Linked DNA regions of Homo sapiens: region 1 is linked to region 2. Evidence: chromatin loops called from intact Hi-C (ENCODE). Cell type or tissue: endothelial cell of umbilical vein. All regions are shown on one strand. Each heading gives the region's core, and the rest is flanking DNA. Links, peaks and the distances in the headings are about the cores only.

Region 1 (7,793 bases), core at 1,002-6,001, 73 kb after region 2:
TCATGAGGCTGAGGCAAGCAAGAGAATCACTTAAGCCCAGGAGGTGGAGGCTGCAATAAGCCATATTTGAGCCACTGCACTCCAGCCTGAGCGACAGAGCAAGACCTTGTCAAAAAAAAAAAAAAAGAGGGGAAGTAGTGGCTAGGTGTGTTGGCTCATACCTGTAATCTCAGCACTTAGGGAGGCTGAGGCAGGAGGATCACTTGCACCCAGGAGACCAGCCTGGGCAACACAGTGAGACTATGTCACTACAAAAGTTACAAAAAAAAAAAAGGCAAGGCGTGGTGGCCCACCTGTAGCTCCAGCTACTCCAGTGGCTGAGCTACTTAGGAGGCTAATGTGGAAGGATCAACTAAGCCCTTTTGGCAAAGGCTGCAGCAAGCTGTTATCACAGAGCTCTACTCCTGCCTGAGCAACAGAGTGAAACCCTGTCAGGAAAGAAAAAAAGAGAGAGAGAGAGATGATCTGTAATTTGGTCATAATAATCAAGAAGTAAATGGAATTATGAATCCTAAAACTTTAATGTAATATCTTGAATTGTCAATGTAAGAACATACCTGCATGTTGGAAATTTAGAAATGAGAATCACCACAGTGCTACTGATTTGTGGACATTGATTTTGTATCCTGAAACTCTAATGAATTTGTTTACGAGATCTAGGAACTTATTGGATGAGTTCAGGGTTTTCTAGGGTACAATCCTATCATCAGAGAACAGCAACAGTTTGACTTCGTCTTCTCCAATTTGTATGCTCTTTATTTCTTTCTCTTGTCTGACGGCTCAGGATAGGACTTCCAGTACTATGCTGAATAAAAGTGGTGAAAGTGTTTGTCTGAAAAAGACTGTGCCTTTCCTTCATTTATGAAGCTTAGTTTTTCTAGATAGAAAATCCTTGGCTGATAATTATTTTGTTTTAGGAAGCTGAAGATAGGATCCTCATGCCTTCTAGTTTGTAGGGTTTCTGCTAAGAAGTCTGCTGTTAACCTGATCAGTTTTCCTTTATTGGTTACCTGGTGTTTTTCCTCACAGCTCTTAATATTATTTTCTTCATCTTGACTTTAGATAACCTGATGACTATGTGCCTAAGTGGTGATCTTTTTGCAATGAATTTCCCAGGTGTTCTTTGAGCTCCTTGTATTTGGATGTCTAGACCTCTAGCAAGGCCGGGGAAGTTTTCCTCAATTGTTCCCCCACATATGTTTTCCAAACTTTTAGATTCCTCTTCTTCCTTAGGAACACCAATTATTCTTAGGTTTGGTCATTTAACATAATCCCAACCTTCTTGGAGACTGTGTTCTTTTTTTTTATTTTTATTTTTTATCTGTCTTTGTTGGATTGGGTTATTTCGAAAACCTAGTCTTCGAGCTCTAAAGTTCTTTCTTCAGCTTGTTTGATTCTATTGCTGGGGCTTTCCAGTACATTTTGCATTTCTCTAAGTATGTCTTTTATTTCCTGAAGTTGTGTTTTTTAATTTATGGCATCTATTTCACTGAAGATTTCTCCCCTCATACCTTGTATTTTTGTTTTTATTTCCTTAAGTTGGACTTCAACTTTCTCTAATGCCTCCTTGCTTAGCTTAACAATCAAATTTCTGAATTCTTTTTCTGGCAATTTAGGGATTTCTTCTTGGTTTGGACCCATTGTTGGTGAGCTAGTGTGATTTTTTGGGGAGTGTTAAAGAACTTTGTTTTGTCACATGACCAGAATTGTTTTTCTGATTCTTTCTCATTGTGGTAGGCTATGTCAGAGGAAAGATCTGAGGTTAAAGGCTGCTGTTCAGATTCGTTTGTTCCACAGAGTGCTCCCCTGATACATTACTCTCCCCCTTTTCCTGGCAATGTGGCTTCCTGAGAGCTGAATTGTAGTGACTGTTATTTCTCTTCTGGATCTAGCCACCCAGCAGGGCTACCAGGCTCTGGGCTGGTACTGAGGGGTATCTGCACACAATCTTGGGATGTGAATCACCTTCAGGTCTCTCAGCTGTGGATACTTTGGTGGAGGTGGCAGGGGAGTGAAATGGACTCTGAGCGGGTCCTTAGTTGTAGTTGTTTTATACACTAGTTTTGTGCTGGTTGGCCTCCTGCCAGGAGGTGATGCTTTCAGGACAGCATCAGGTGTGGTAAGTATAGGGGAGGATCAGTAGATGGGCAAGGCCCTAGAACTCCCAAGAGAATATGACCTTTGTCTTCGGCTACCCGGGTGGGAGGGGAAGAACCATCAGATGAGAATAGGGTTAGATGTATCTGAGCTAGGACTCTCCTTGGGTGGGGCTTGCTGCTACTTCTGTGGGGGATGGCGGTGTGTTTCCTACGTCAATAGAGTTATGTACCGAGGAGTATCATGGCTGCCTCTTCTGTGTCATGAAGGTTGTCAGGGAAGTGAGGGAAAGCTTGCAGTTTCAGGCCTCACCCAGCTCCCTCACAACCCAAAAGGCTGGTCTTATTCTCACTGTGCACTCCCACAACAGCACGGAGTTTGTTTCCAGGCAGTGAGTGAGCAGGGCTGAGAACTTGCCCCAGGCTACCACCCTCTCAGCTGAGAATGCAAGCAGGGCTTTCACATCTTTCCGCCTGTGGAGTCTGCACTCTGGATTCATGATTTCCCCTGAGCTCTGGCCAGGACACTTCCAATCTGTTTGGAATTGTTACCAAGTTCAGCTGGAGGTTTCCCTCTCCCTGTGTTTTTTTCCCCAGTTCCTCTGGCAGCTGTCCCCAAGGGGACCCCAGTGAGACAAGTCAGAAATGGCTTTCCGGAGGACCCACAGGGCTTTTACAATTGCCTCCTCTACCCCGTATTTCACTTGGCTCTCCAAATTGTCTCACCTCCAGGTAATTTTATGGTCAAATCCTTTTCCCGTAATCCGCCTCAGGTTCCCCAGTGCAGGTCTGTATTTGGGGGAGGATGATTCCTTTTTCCCACTTTCACAGTTTGGCACTCACAGTATTTGGCTGTCTCCTCGGTCCTGCAGGAACCATCTGCTTCCTTCAAAGGGTCTGTGGATTCTCTTGCCTTTCCTGGTTTATTTCTGCAGTAGTTCTTGGAGCAGAAGTTCACAATGTGAGTCTCCACATACTGCTCTGTCTGTCCCAGTGGGAGCTACGATTTAGTCCTGCCTCTTATCTGCCTTTTTTTTGCTACTAAATTCTTATTTTCCATTCCTATTGGTATATTATTGTAAGACTGATTTCTATGTTAAGATTTTGATTAAAACAAAACATCAAAACAGTTTGGAGAGTTATATAGATTTCATTTTGTTCTGTTTCCTTTTTTCTATTTTACATTTGTTCTGATTATATTTACTGAAATGTAATTTTATGTTTGTTGAATCTAATAATAAAAAATTTGTTTCTATTTTGTGTGTATAATGTTTAATCTCATTTTATTTTTTATAACATTTTTATTTTCATAATTGTATCACTCCACAAAAGACTGGGGAAAAATAACCTTTCAGCTCAGACAGTTGGAAAAGCACTGCCATTAGCTCTTTTTGTGGTGTGGTATTATATATATTTGTCTTATTTATTTTTTGCTATATCACTGCCATTTTCATACTCTAAACTTCTAGCATTGCACGCTGCATGTTCCATGCTTTTCGGAAAAGAGTAATGAGTAAATAAACTTCCAAGGCACTTGAAGTAAGCAATGAATTCACAACAATGGTTACATATGGTGGCCTTGAGGTTCAGTAACTTCAGGTAGCAAGAAAGAATCACAAATTTGTGATGTACCCAGGATGAGGGATAATTTGGAGTTCACAGGCAAATGGGAAATGCACATGACATTTACAGTCAAAATTTGGCTTTTTCAGAATTACGCTAGCTAAACAAAACATGGCTTCAGATTCAACTTTTCCTGCATTTTCAGGACCTCTGGTTAAAACAAAAGGCTTTAAGTAAACAGTTGGAGACAAAATAAGCTAATTAAAATGTCTTCTTACTTTTCCTAAAATTGCCTTTAATTGTATCTCTTTCTACATTTTTAGTATCTATCAATCTATCCACCTATCTTCCTCTAAATTTATCCAAATATCTGATATCTGTTAACTACAATCGGTCTCTTTAGCTGTTGTTCTGAACTTCCAGGTCCGTATAAGACTCAGTATCCAATTAGTATTTCAAACACCACAGACTAAAACTGAACTAATCTTACTTTTCTACAAGTCAGTTCCCAAACATGAATTTCACATTTTTATTAGTGCCACAATCTGTTATTCATATTTCTAAACCTGTAGTCATCTCTGACTTTTGTTACTATCTTTTCATATACTCTATTGGTAATATCACAACATGCCCAGCAGTTACATATTTTTTTCTTTATTCTGACCTGCTTGTATAATTTCTGACTCAAATGTCCTCAGCCATATTTATATATGCAAATCAAAACAATATCTTAAAGCCCAGCTAAAACGTCATAACTTTTCTAGTTTCCCTTGATTCTCTCAGCATAAAGTAGTCTCTCCCTCCACTTTACTACTTTAACACTCCATTTTAAACATCTTTTGCTTAGAGAACAACTTTACTGTATAATGTCATTTTTTATTTTGGAGGCAGAGGATGTCATTTATGTCTTTCTGTATATACCATACTATCATGAAAACACTGTCATTTGTATATGGCAAAACCAAAGTTTGCGGAAGGAAGTTTTTGCAAAGATTTCTCAAATTACGTTTCTCAGTAATTTTAATGTTATACAAAGATACATACTATAAGAGGAGAGGAGAGTACATATTTAATACTTTTTCACTTAGACTACTAAACAAATATAAAGGATTATATTGTCATTGAAAATGTTGAAAATTGCATTCCGAACAATAAATGCTTTTATTTGCTGCAAAATAAAGTATTTTTAAGTCATATGGAAAAAGTTCATCATGTAAGGAGTCATGATGAAAAAGAAGCAATTATTGCAGAGCAATAAATAAATGGTTAAACTGGTAAACCAATAAATGAAATGCATTAGCTATCAGAATGGGGAACTTACTGATAATAGCTTGAAGAATGTACACAAACTTGAGGGAAGATTTCTACCCTATTTCATACAAAATGTTGATGTCATTAGAAGTTCCAGACACATGAGAAGAGTAAACTGCAAATCCACATGAAAATAGAAGTTTTGTTTTGTGTTTGTTTCTAAACAAAGCCACTAGATAAAAAGAAAGGCAAAATGATGATGATATTATCAGTTTCATTTCAAAAAGTACTGTGTCAGACGGGCGTGGTGGCTCACACCTGTAATCCCAGCACTTTGAGTGGCTGAGGCGGGCAGATCATTTGAGTTCAGGAGTTTAAGACCAGCCTGGCCAACATGGTGAACCCACATCTCTATTAAAAATACAAAAATTAGCTGAGTGTGGTGGCTCAGGTCTGTAATATCAGCTTCTCGAGAGGCTGAGGCAGGAGAATTGCTTGAACCTAGGAGGCAGAGGTTGCAGTGAGCCAAGATTGCACCACTGCGCTCTGGCGTGGGCGACAGAGTGAGACTTCATCTCAAAAAAAAAAAAAATAAATAAATAAATAAAAAAGTGCTGTGTCAAACAGAAATAGTTTCAATTCTCTAGAAAATAGTTTTCAACTTTAATATAAGCTTTCAGGCATATATGATAAATGTGCAATATGTTTACAAAAGTTAAGAAGTTGGTTCTTAACTTTGGCAAAAGTAAAAGTAAAGTTTAAAGTTGGCAAAAGTAATCATGGTTTTTGCCATTATAGTACCCTCTTAGAAACAGAAATATTGAAATCATATAATCATGCCATACACAAAGACAGGTATAATCTAAAGAAGTAAAGATTATTACAAATATTAACATTAATTCAGAGTTAAATGATTGATTGGTTGATTAATTGATTCAATCAACATTTATAGGGAACCATTACATAGACTACACTCTCCACAGTTGAAAAAAATGTACATAGTATAACCAATTTCCTCAAGGAATGCAGTCTGGTGAAGGAGACATACATAAAAATAGTTTTAATGCAGGATGTGATTTGTAAAACTTTCTGTAGAAAGCTTTAGGAGCATAAAAGAGAGAAAATAACTGAGAATGAGAGAACAAGAATATAAAGAAAAAGCTTTATATAGATGAAGTATTGACTGGCTCTTAAAAGTTGTATTGGTATCAATGTGTTTTTGTTGTCTATTGCTTGCAATGAATCACCCAAATTTTAGTGGTTTGAAACATTAACAATTATTTTATATCTTTCACAATTCTGAAGGTTGCTAGTTTGAGACAGACAATTTTCTTTAGTGGTCTCTCAGGAGTTCATATTCAGATGGAGGTGGAGGCTAGAGTCGTATTGAATTTTTCTTCACTCAAGTGAATGCTGTTTGATACATTAGATTGACAATTGACTCAGGCCAAATCTGGTGCATTCAGTTAAAAAAAAAAAAAACATAGAAAAAGGAAACTGTACAAGGCCATTTTATGTTGTCTGACTTTCTTTGTGGTATCGTGGCTTGGTTCCAGGAGTCAGCATCCCCAGAGAACAAGGCAGATTTTTGTGACATTTTTGTAACCTAAACTCACGTGTCATTTACCCTCACTTCCATTATATTCTATCAGGTCAGTCACAAAGGATTTCCCAGGTTCAAGGAGAGGACTTTGAAAGAGCATGTGGAATAAAACATACTGTGTCAGACATGTTTGGAAAAGACAAGCTGTCACCGTGTGTTTCATATTCAATGTGTGAATGAACGAAGAGAAGTAGGAAACTTCAGCCAAGTTAGCAGCTTGTAGAGAACATTGTGATTTTCTCGCCATTCATTGTATCTGCCCTAGATTAGATGCCCTTGTGGTTCCAAGGGCTGAGCCAATCAACAAATTTCATTCCCCTGGCCAGAGTCATTGCTTCAGTTAAGTACCTGCCCCAATTTGCCAAATCTGAAGCAAGCTTAGGACATTCTTCATAATTGAAAAACTCTTCTCAAACATGGATGAAAGCTTATGTAGCCTAACAACTATTTGAAGTCATTTTAAGTTCATGAATAGTAATGCATCAAACTGAATTTGAAACTATGAGTGGCAGAGAGGACAGATGAGAAGTTTTACATTTGTGACATTACTGAGTCACTGGAATGGGCAAACGCTGAAGTCCACACTGCCTTCCAAGTATGTGAGTTAATAAATTTTACATGATTTAAGCCAGTTACCATGGAGTTTACTAGAAACATAAACACTCCGCAGTAAATGATTTGGACTTCACCTTGTTAAGAACGTGATATAATTAATGAATTTGTAATGCAAGAGGTGGATTGATCTGATATTTGCCCTAGGAGGATCAGCTTAGAAGCAATATGGAACACATGTTGGAAAGAGACATAACTGCAGACCAGTTATGAGATGTGAACTGTACCAGTTTTTAGGAGGCTTAGAGTGGAGATGGCATGTGAAATGAGAGAGTCATTAGGAGGTATATCTGATTTTTAAAATCATAGGATTCTGTTGAAAGTAACTGGCTATATAGTAGTGGTATAATTCAAAAAAATATGCAACATAAGAAAAGCTAGATTCAGGGAAAAACAAAATGTTTCTAGTTTAATATGGATATGCAGAGAAAAAAATTTTTTCTCTCCCTAGATTTCTGAATATACTTTTTTTATTTTATTTAAAAATATGTCTTTGAATAGCTGCCCTGCTATGGCTTTTATGAATATAGAGAATCCATCTTGAGTTCAGGAGAGGACAGAATTGTAGGCAAGACACAGACCTTGTTTTTGAAGTGGTTTAGAAAGATTTTTTAAAATAATTTTGTTAATAGACATATTGATTTTGCATTGTGTCTTAACATATTTCA
Region 2 (7,793 bases), core at 1,245-6,244:
TTTTTTTTTTTTTTTTTTTTTTGAGACGGAGTCTTGCTGTGTTGCCCAGGCTGGAGTACAGTGCTCAGTGGCACGATCTTGGCTGACTGCAACCTCCATCTCCCGGGTTCAAGCAATTTCCCTGCCTCAGCCTCCTGAGTAGCTGGGATTACAGGAGCCTGCCACCACGCCCAGCTAATTTTTTGTATTTTTAGTAGAGACGGCGTTTCACCGTATTGGCCAGGATGGTCTCCATCTCCTGACCTTGTGATCTGCCTGCCTCGGCCTCCCAAAGTGTTGGGATTACAGGCGTGAGCCATGGCGCCTGGCTTTGTGCTATCTTTTTAAATTTACCAAGTGCTTCTCTTTTTGCTTCTCATAAGAGGACTATACATTAAGTAGCACTGCCATACTACCCTGTTTTACAAATCAGTCATCTCGGATTCAGAGAAACTAAATTACTACCCAAACCATAACAGGTAAAATGAGAGAATATTCAAATCTAGTGTTCTGAACGATAGCTTTTTGTAGCAAAAATGCCTCGTTGGCCATATTTGTGAGTATTTTAGTTAAAGCATGGTCTCATCACAAAAGAAATCTTAATTTTCCATTTTTTCCAGTATACAAATACATCTCACAACACCTTGGATGACTATTTATTAGAATAAATCACAGAGCTTGAAAGCCTTTCCAGAGCTCAGTTAATACACTATTTGTATACTACCTCCCAAGCCGGAGACATTTTTTGAAATTATACACCCTTCACCATCATGAGGACCTAAATAGCGACACCAGTAATAACTGTGGTGGAAAGAAAAGGGAACTGGCTGGTGCACACATGGACATATGAAAATTTTCATACCATTTGGGGATTGTTAACATTTAATTTGTAGGCAAGTTAAATTTGGCAGAGTTTATCTGAGCAAAGAACGACTCCTTAACTGAGTGACATTCAGAACCAGAGGAGGTTCATAGAGCCCTGCCTGGCAGTATGGGCAGGGAGCTTTTATAGGCCTTATTGGGTGAACACAGAAGCAAAGTAGATAAGTCATTTGCTACACTTAGGCATCCACCTCATTTGGGCATGGTGTGATGAGTCATCTGCCTTCTTTGGGCATGACATAATGAACCATGTGCCTTATTTGGGCATAATGTGATGAACTGGCTGCCTGTGATTGGCTAAACTTGGCTTTGTTATATTCCTAAATTAGCTTTTTGGCATGTGTATGTACTAAGTTAGGTTGCAATTTGTTATGCAGGAACTCAAAAAGTACAGAGACAGCCTCAGGCTAATGGCCTTCTACTAATTTAATAACACATAGAGAAACAGTGCAAATGTCTGTACTCAGCATCATTATATTAGTTGGATTATTTAGGTTTTCTAAAAGCGATACATTAAGTCTAACTCAGGCAGCACAGAAATATTTTAAAAATATGTATAGGCGTAATGAACATAAACTCTCATAGAAATAACAGAGTATAAAGCTTGGCCCATAGAGACAGTGATATATCCTTCAAGCTAGAAGTTTTAACGCTTACATTTTACATTATATCTTTTCTTTATTATATAAATTTATCAATCTCTGTCATTATTGTCATTTATCTTCTTTTTAGTTTTTCTTTCACTGCATCTGCCAGTGCTATTCTGTATAGATTTTGTGTCTTGTGGTTTTTGCTTATTTGTGTTTCTATCTCCTCATGATGTGGGACCAATTTACTGCCCATTATTGTTTTTATTGCTTCATACCTTACATATATCCACAGTTTTATTGTCTATTTTGAATAGTAATTTCTTGATGCTTTCGTATTTTCTGGTTATTTTTCCAAAGAAGAGAATCTTCTTGCATCTAACATTTTCCCACTTTCTTTTTTTTCTTGACAGACCACCTTAGATATTGCTGGCCAGCTCATGAATTGTGGCTTGTGGTCCAGCTAATCTTTCCTAGTCTATTCAGCTATGGCCAGAGAAGATGTGCTTAACTTGTGGAGCCTTACTGTTTCTCTAAGGTAGGAAACTTGGTATGGGGCAGCCTCTTTGCTAAGGTTACATGGGTACGGTAGCTTCCATGATTTAGCTATGTGTAATATGCAAGGTCTTAAATAGATTTGTAAGCAGTGAGGTTATATGTTATCATTCATTTATTACTGATCACATTTTAACCCAGTCTCTAGCTATAGGCAGCAGATGGATTTCCAATCTTACTCGTTTATTGCTTACTATTGCTGACACATACATAAAGGGCCTTTCTGAATATATTTAAAGAACTCATGAGAGCTCTTCATGAGATAATACTATAAAACTTAGATGTTAGGTGCTGGATAGCAGGATAATTTTATTAAATGAGGTGTTCAGTTTCATTAGGTTATATTTACTAAAGTACTAAGTGTTTCCGTTCTTACAGTCTATGTGTCCCCTTTCTATAAACTGCTTGCAGAAGAAGCAAGGCATATCAGTTGGGGACTTGACCTGCAAGCTAGAATTACTCTTGTAAATGCTTCAAATTTACCAAGAGGATTATCTGTATATTTATGAGAATCTTTGATACTGGAGATAATCCCAGTATTTTCTGTTCCTTGCACCCAAAAGGAGCTTCACAAACATTTCAGAAGATAAATCCATCTATGTTTGGGGAAGTATGTGTGTTTTGTGCTGAACACATTTGTTTTGGGGGTTCACATGTACGTGGTAATGAGAGAAAAAGGTGAGATTTGTTCTCCTAATTTGTCCCCTTCCTTCCTCTTTATGTAAAAAACACCATCAATTTTACAAGTGCTTTTTAAAACGAATTATCTGAAAACCACGGTAAATATAACAAACATAAAAAGGAACAAAGGTATAAGAATTCTTAAAGGCCCATTAATAATTGTCACTCATATCTTCATTGAAATGTAAATAGAATTAGATTTACCCTTTCTTAGTTGCCCTCTTACTCCTGCATTGATTTGCCTCCTATTCTTGTCTGGAAATTTCATCCTGCCCAAATATTTCCTCTCAACATACTACCCTGTGCTTATATCAATGAGAACATTTATCATTCTCTCTAATGATCTTGACTCCTTATCTCTTTCTCCCGCTGTTTTTTTACTTCACAATTTTAAAGGACAAGAGCTGCACCTAATTTATTTTTAAATTTCCAGAACCTAGCATAGAAACAGAGAGAAACTAAGAATGTATAGTATAAGTATATGAATTATTAGATTAATAAATATACTTAGGAATTTTCCTTCTCCCTTTGGTAAGTCTCAGTTTCAATGCACTACTGTATTATCAGGAGTTACAGTAGGTCATACATGTCAAATGTTCACATAATAGACCCAGAGAGATCAAGGAAAAGTAATTTGCATCTCACAACAAACTTTCTGTTATCTCAAAACTGTACTGTGTAGTACAGCAAAATTATCTTACGCATTTCTTCATATGCTGTCTGAAACTTTATTTTTAACATATTGGTAATTTCTTGCTGAAAATGTACGTCTACATAAGAGCACTAAAATGACCTTCGGCTTAAGCATAAATCAAAATTTTTATTTCACTTTCCTTTTTATTATCACAGTGGTCACTTTTCTCACTTAAACTTTCAGTAAGGTCATTCAGCTTTGACCTATCAAGCTTTCATTTCCTGCTGTCTGAAATGAAACATCTCTCCCACCTATAACTGACAAGAGTCACATTTCTTGTGGGATTGATTTCTTTCATCTTGTTCTTTCTTGAGCCCTTATCTTTCTTTTACTTTCTCCCTTTCCTTCCAGTGATAAGGTCTCTATATTTTCTTGTTGTGTTCATCTTGTGCTTTTTGTCTTTCATTTATCAGCTTCCAGCTTCTTAATTTATACATTCTATCCCTATTTTTTCTCCACTTATCTGTGATTTTATCTTGTTCTTTGCTCCTAATATTTTGAATTTTTCCCCAGTTAGCATATTGGCATCTTTTTTATATTGCTATTATTACTGAATCTTAGATTATTGTTTCTGTTGATATTTTCTTGTTAATTTCTCTCTGTTTCTGCCTATTTAATCATATTCTATTTTCTATCCTTATTATTTGCCCTCACTAATTTAAGCTTAACTCAGTTTTATCAGATTGTTTATATCTAGAATATATTTTTCTTCTCTTTATTATGCTAACTGCACATACTGATTTTCTCTCCTATATTGTAGCCATGAACATTTTTCCACTGCTTTGTGGCACGTTTTAGGACATCTTGAGTCTAATATTAGCATTAAAATATGTAATTATTTGCCTTTTACAAAAATCTGTGGTACAGTATCATCAATTCCAGAACCAACTCTTGTCATAATAAATAGGAGGAGTTACAGAAACCTAATAATGAAATTATGAAACATATTAGGTATCTACTGGTAAAAAAATATTCCTGAATTGAATGCACCTACTTGTTCTTTTCAAATTATTTTCTAATAGCTTTGTTAAAGTGTTTCCTTAATTTAAAAAATTATATGATGTAAATAAAAAATGCTACAGTAGCGAAATGTATTTCCAAACATGGGTTTTCCAAATACGCAAGCAAATTATATGACAATTAAATGATTTCAAATAATACAACAAAAGTGAATATTTTTTGAAACATTTTCCCCAAAGGAAAACTGTATATCTATATAGCACCATTCCACAAGGTTTCCTTGCTTGCTGCTCATTTCTGCTTTCCAGTAAAAAGCCTGAGAGTAACACCCCCTCTTCCTTATGAATAATTTGCCTGTGAAATATACACTGTGCAGCCGAGCTAACTTGAAAAACTAGCATATTCCTCTGATTCTGGAAATCAATGAGGTGGTTTCTATGAAAACAGATAATCTTGACTTGTGGCAGCTCATGCGATGTGTCAGGCAATGATCCAGTGTGCACTCATGTGTCCAGTGTACAATCATGTGTCCTAGACAAATTCTACAGCAGCAGTTTGTTCTCTGAAGTTTGTCTTTTAATGATTAATATCAAAATCTGGAATAAAATACAAACTGCAGAATTTTATAACTTCTCAGTTCTGAGTATTTTATCTAATGTAAGTTAATTGAGACAAACTAGTATTTTATGTCTCTAAGAAAGAAAAAAAACCCTGCCAATTAAAGTGTGGCAAACTACCAATTCTTAGACATATTATAATTAAATATACATTTACATATAAAAATATGATCTTAAAATTTATAAAATCTAATCTAAATTTAGCAGACATATAGCTTTTAGAAAAAATATTTCATATTCAATTGTTTTTACTAACTCCTTTTGGTATTAATTCTCAGATGGAATGAAAGATATTTTTTCTTTGATGATCCTACATTGACTATGATCTAGAAAAAGTTCTGGTACACACAAAGCATCAGTAACAATGACCTTGTAAGATTGTTTGAGATATAAATGCGTTAATCTAACTAAAGAGTTAAAGAAAATGATTCTCAATCCATAAACTCAGATAAAATTTAAGTTAATATAATCCTGATTAAGAACACCCACACATAATAATATGGAAAAAGCCATATTACTGATTATTAAAGCCACCCCCACTTTCCATCCTAGATTATGAGATAATCCTATGATGCTTAATTGATGTAAGCAGTTTTAACCAATCAAAAATGGTCGCTACTAAAATTCCATGTATCTAAACTTTCAGTGCTCATTTGATGTCAAGCAATTCTTTGCTTGTCTATGGACAATGAGAAACTTTGCTGATTGGAAACGCCCGTACCTAACCATGCCAAGTAGACATCTTCTCTGAGGTCACACCATACCCTTTTGCAGTGCTGTGGAGTAGCTCTGGTCCTTTCTTCACAAGGCCTGCTGAAATATCAGATGTATTAGTCAGTGTTCTCTATAGAGACAGAACCAATAGAAAAGATAGAGAGATATATAGATAGGGATATAAATATGGATACAGACATGAACATGGAGATAGATAGATATGAGTTGTGATTCTTAAGGGGAATTGGCTCACATGATTATGAAGGCTAAATCTCTTGACAGGCGGTCTGTAAACTGGAGACCCTGGGACGAAGGTGCCCTGTCTCAGTCCAAATCCAAAAGCTTCAGAACCAGGGAAGTTTATGGTGTAATTCTCAGTCCCAAGCATGGAGAGCCTGGAGTTCTGATGTTCAAGGGCAGGAGGACAAGAGTCCTCACTTCAGGAGACGGAAAGTGTTTTGCTCTCCTTTTTTTGTCTTTTATCCAAGAGCCCAGCTCATTAGATGTTGCCTACCCATATTGCAGGTGGGTGGACCTTCCCCACTCAGTTCACTGACTCACATGACATTCTTCTCGGAAAACACCCTTCCCAGACTTACCAAAAGTAACGCTTCACCAGTTCTCTAGGTATTCCTTAACCCAGTCAAGCTGACACCTAAAATTAACTGTCACATCAGGGTTCTTAATCTCTGCTTCCACTAGTTTCACAAAGCCATTTTTGCTTTCTCCATGTCCCCTAAATAATTAGGCATAATTCCTTCAGTAAGTTTAGGCTGTTACAAAATACAAGATAAAGAGAGTCATATATTTCTGGAAGTTATATCTTACTACACTTTCAGTGTTCTCTAAGCAAGAATAAAACATTGCTTAAAATGACGAATTGGGGGATAATAGATGTTAGGTGTTATTATAACTATTGCTCCTTTGGTTCCCCCAAAAGCATAGCTTGAGATAAGACTTTGGTTGCATGAATTTGCTTTGTAAAATAAAACATAAGAAGGGAGTATGGAAATGGAACAGGTAAAGTGAGAAAGTGATAGAGAAAATGCTAATAAACAGTGTGGTATGAAGATGACTGTCAAAGGACCGCTGAGATATAGGTACAGTGCTTCCCTGATCCTTTCTTTTGAAGGACTAAAGGCTAAAGTATCTGTGCCTTTGCTCCCCTGACAATCTTTTCTGGAGCTGACCATTTCACATTTCTGAGTTGGGCCTGCTCAAACTGAGCAGAATCTTGGACTTCAATGTAAAGTCTTGAAGCAGAAAGCCTGAGATCCATTCCATGAGTGCTTAGAATATAACTTTCAGCATGCAACAACCTCTCCTCCACATTTGTGCATGAAGTCAGAGGTGATTCAAAAAGGTGCAAACGATGAATCAAAGTGTCTACTAGAATTCACTTCTTGCATTGTTCAAATGTCTCATGATTTATGTTAAATCCATCTCACTAACTTTTCCAGTTTGGGGTCAAGTGCAATTTCTTGGGGCAGAAAAAAAAGAAAGAAGGAAAAAGAAAGAAAAGAAAAGGGGGGAAAAACCGGACCATAAAACGAGTGGAATGAATCAGTATTTACTTCTGCAACTATTTCTGAAAATATGATATTCACTATTTTTTTCTTCACTCATCCAATCTAGATTTTCTTTACCATCAGTATTCAAATCTAGAATGGGTAATAGAAAAGGAAACACTAACTATTAATTAATGCCTCGAGATCAGCTGCAGAAGATTATAGCTTATTCCAACCTACTTTTCTTGGCCAGACTACAGTAGTCACAAGGCCATAAGAATGAGCTTAGGGACAGATGTTAAGTGTAACGTTGTAAGATACATAGGGGTTTGAACTACTCATTGAAATAACTTTTATGTTCTTCGAGCTTTTTTGGCTTCAATCCCAAATGCATCATTTCCATGGTACAATGGATTGCTGCAATGCTTCCCTGACAGTTATAACCTGGTAGATCAGAAAATACTCTAGGTACTCAATTTTGGCAGCTTTATTCCCATAATCACTTGATGTTTTATGAAAAGGTGTTCAGTCTCTACTAAGAATCCAGGAAACCTTTTACAAGTATTAAGTTGTTATCTTCCATAAAAGGCAAGGCTTTGCTCTAGATCCTTAGGGG

Evidence for each region. Peaks named below come from ENCODE experiments on the same cell type or tissue, not always from the same donor. Only the 100,000 strongest peaks of a DNase experiment are listed, where the experiment ranks them.
Region 1: a loop joins it to region 2, with 7 times the contacts of the local background. A loop is called at or near these places in 1 of 110 quality-filtered maps.

What each region holds. Positions count from the first base shown.
Region 1 is chr13:63,698,036-63,705,828 of GRCh38, forward strand. All of the region lies in intron 3 of LINC00395 (long intergenic non-protein coding RNA 395), which reads right to left. Among named protein-coding and RNA genes, the nearest start is that of LINC00395, 36 kb to the right of the region's middle. In endothelial cell of umbilical vein, for the core only: no CTCF peak of the experiment used is centred there; a DNase peak (open chromatin) is centred at 2,956.
Region 2 is chr13:63,624,961-63,632,753 of GRCh38, forward strand. It overlaps LOC105370236 (a long non-coding RNA gene), which reads left to right. Exons shown (of 7, transcript XR_942019.2): 3 at 1,862-1,986. Among named protein-coding and RNA genes, the nearest start is that of LINC00395, 110 kb to the right of the region's middle. RefSeq lists an enhancer at 956-1,250. In endothelial cell of umbilical vein, for the core only: no CTCF peak of the experiment used is centred there; no DNase peak of the experiment used is centred there.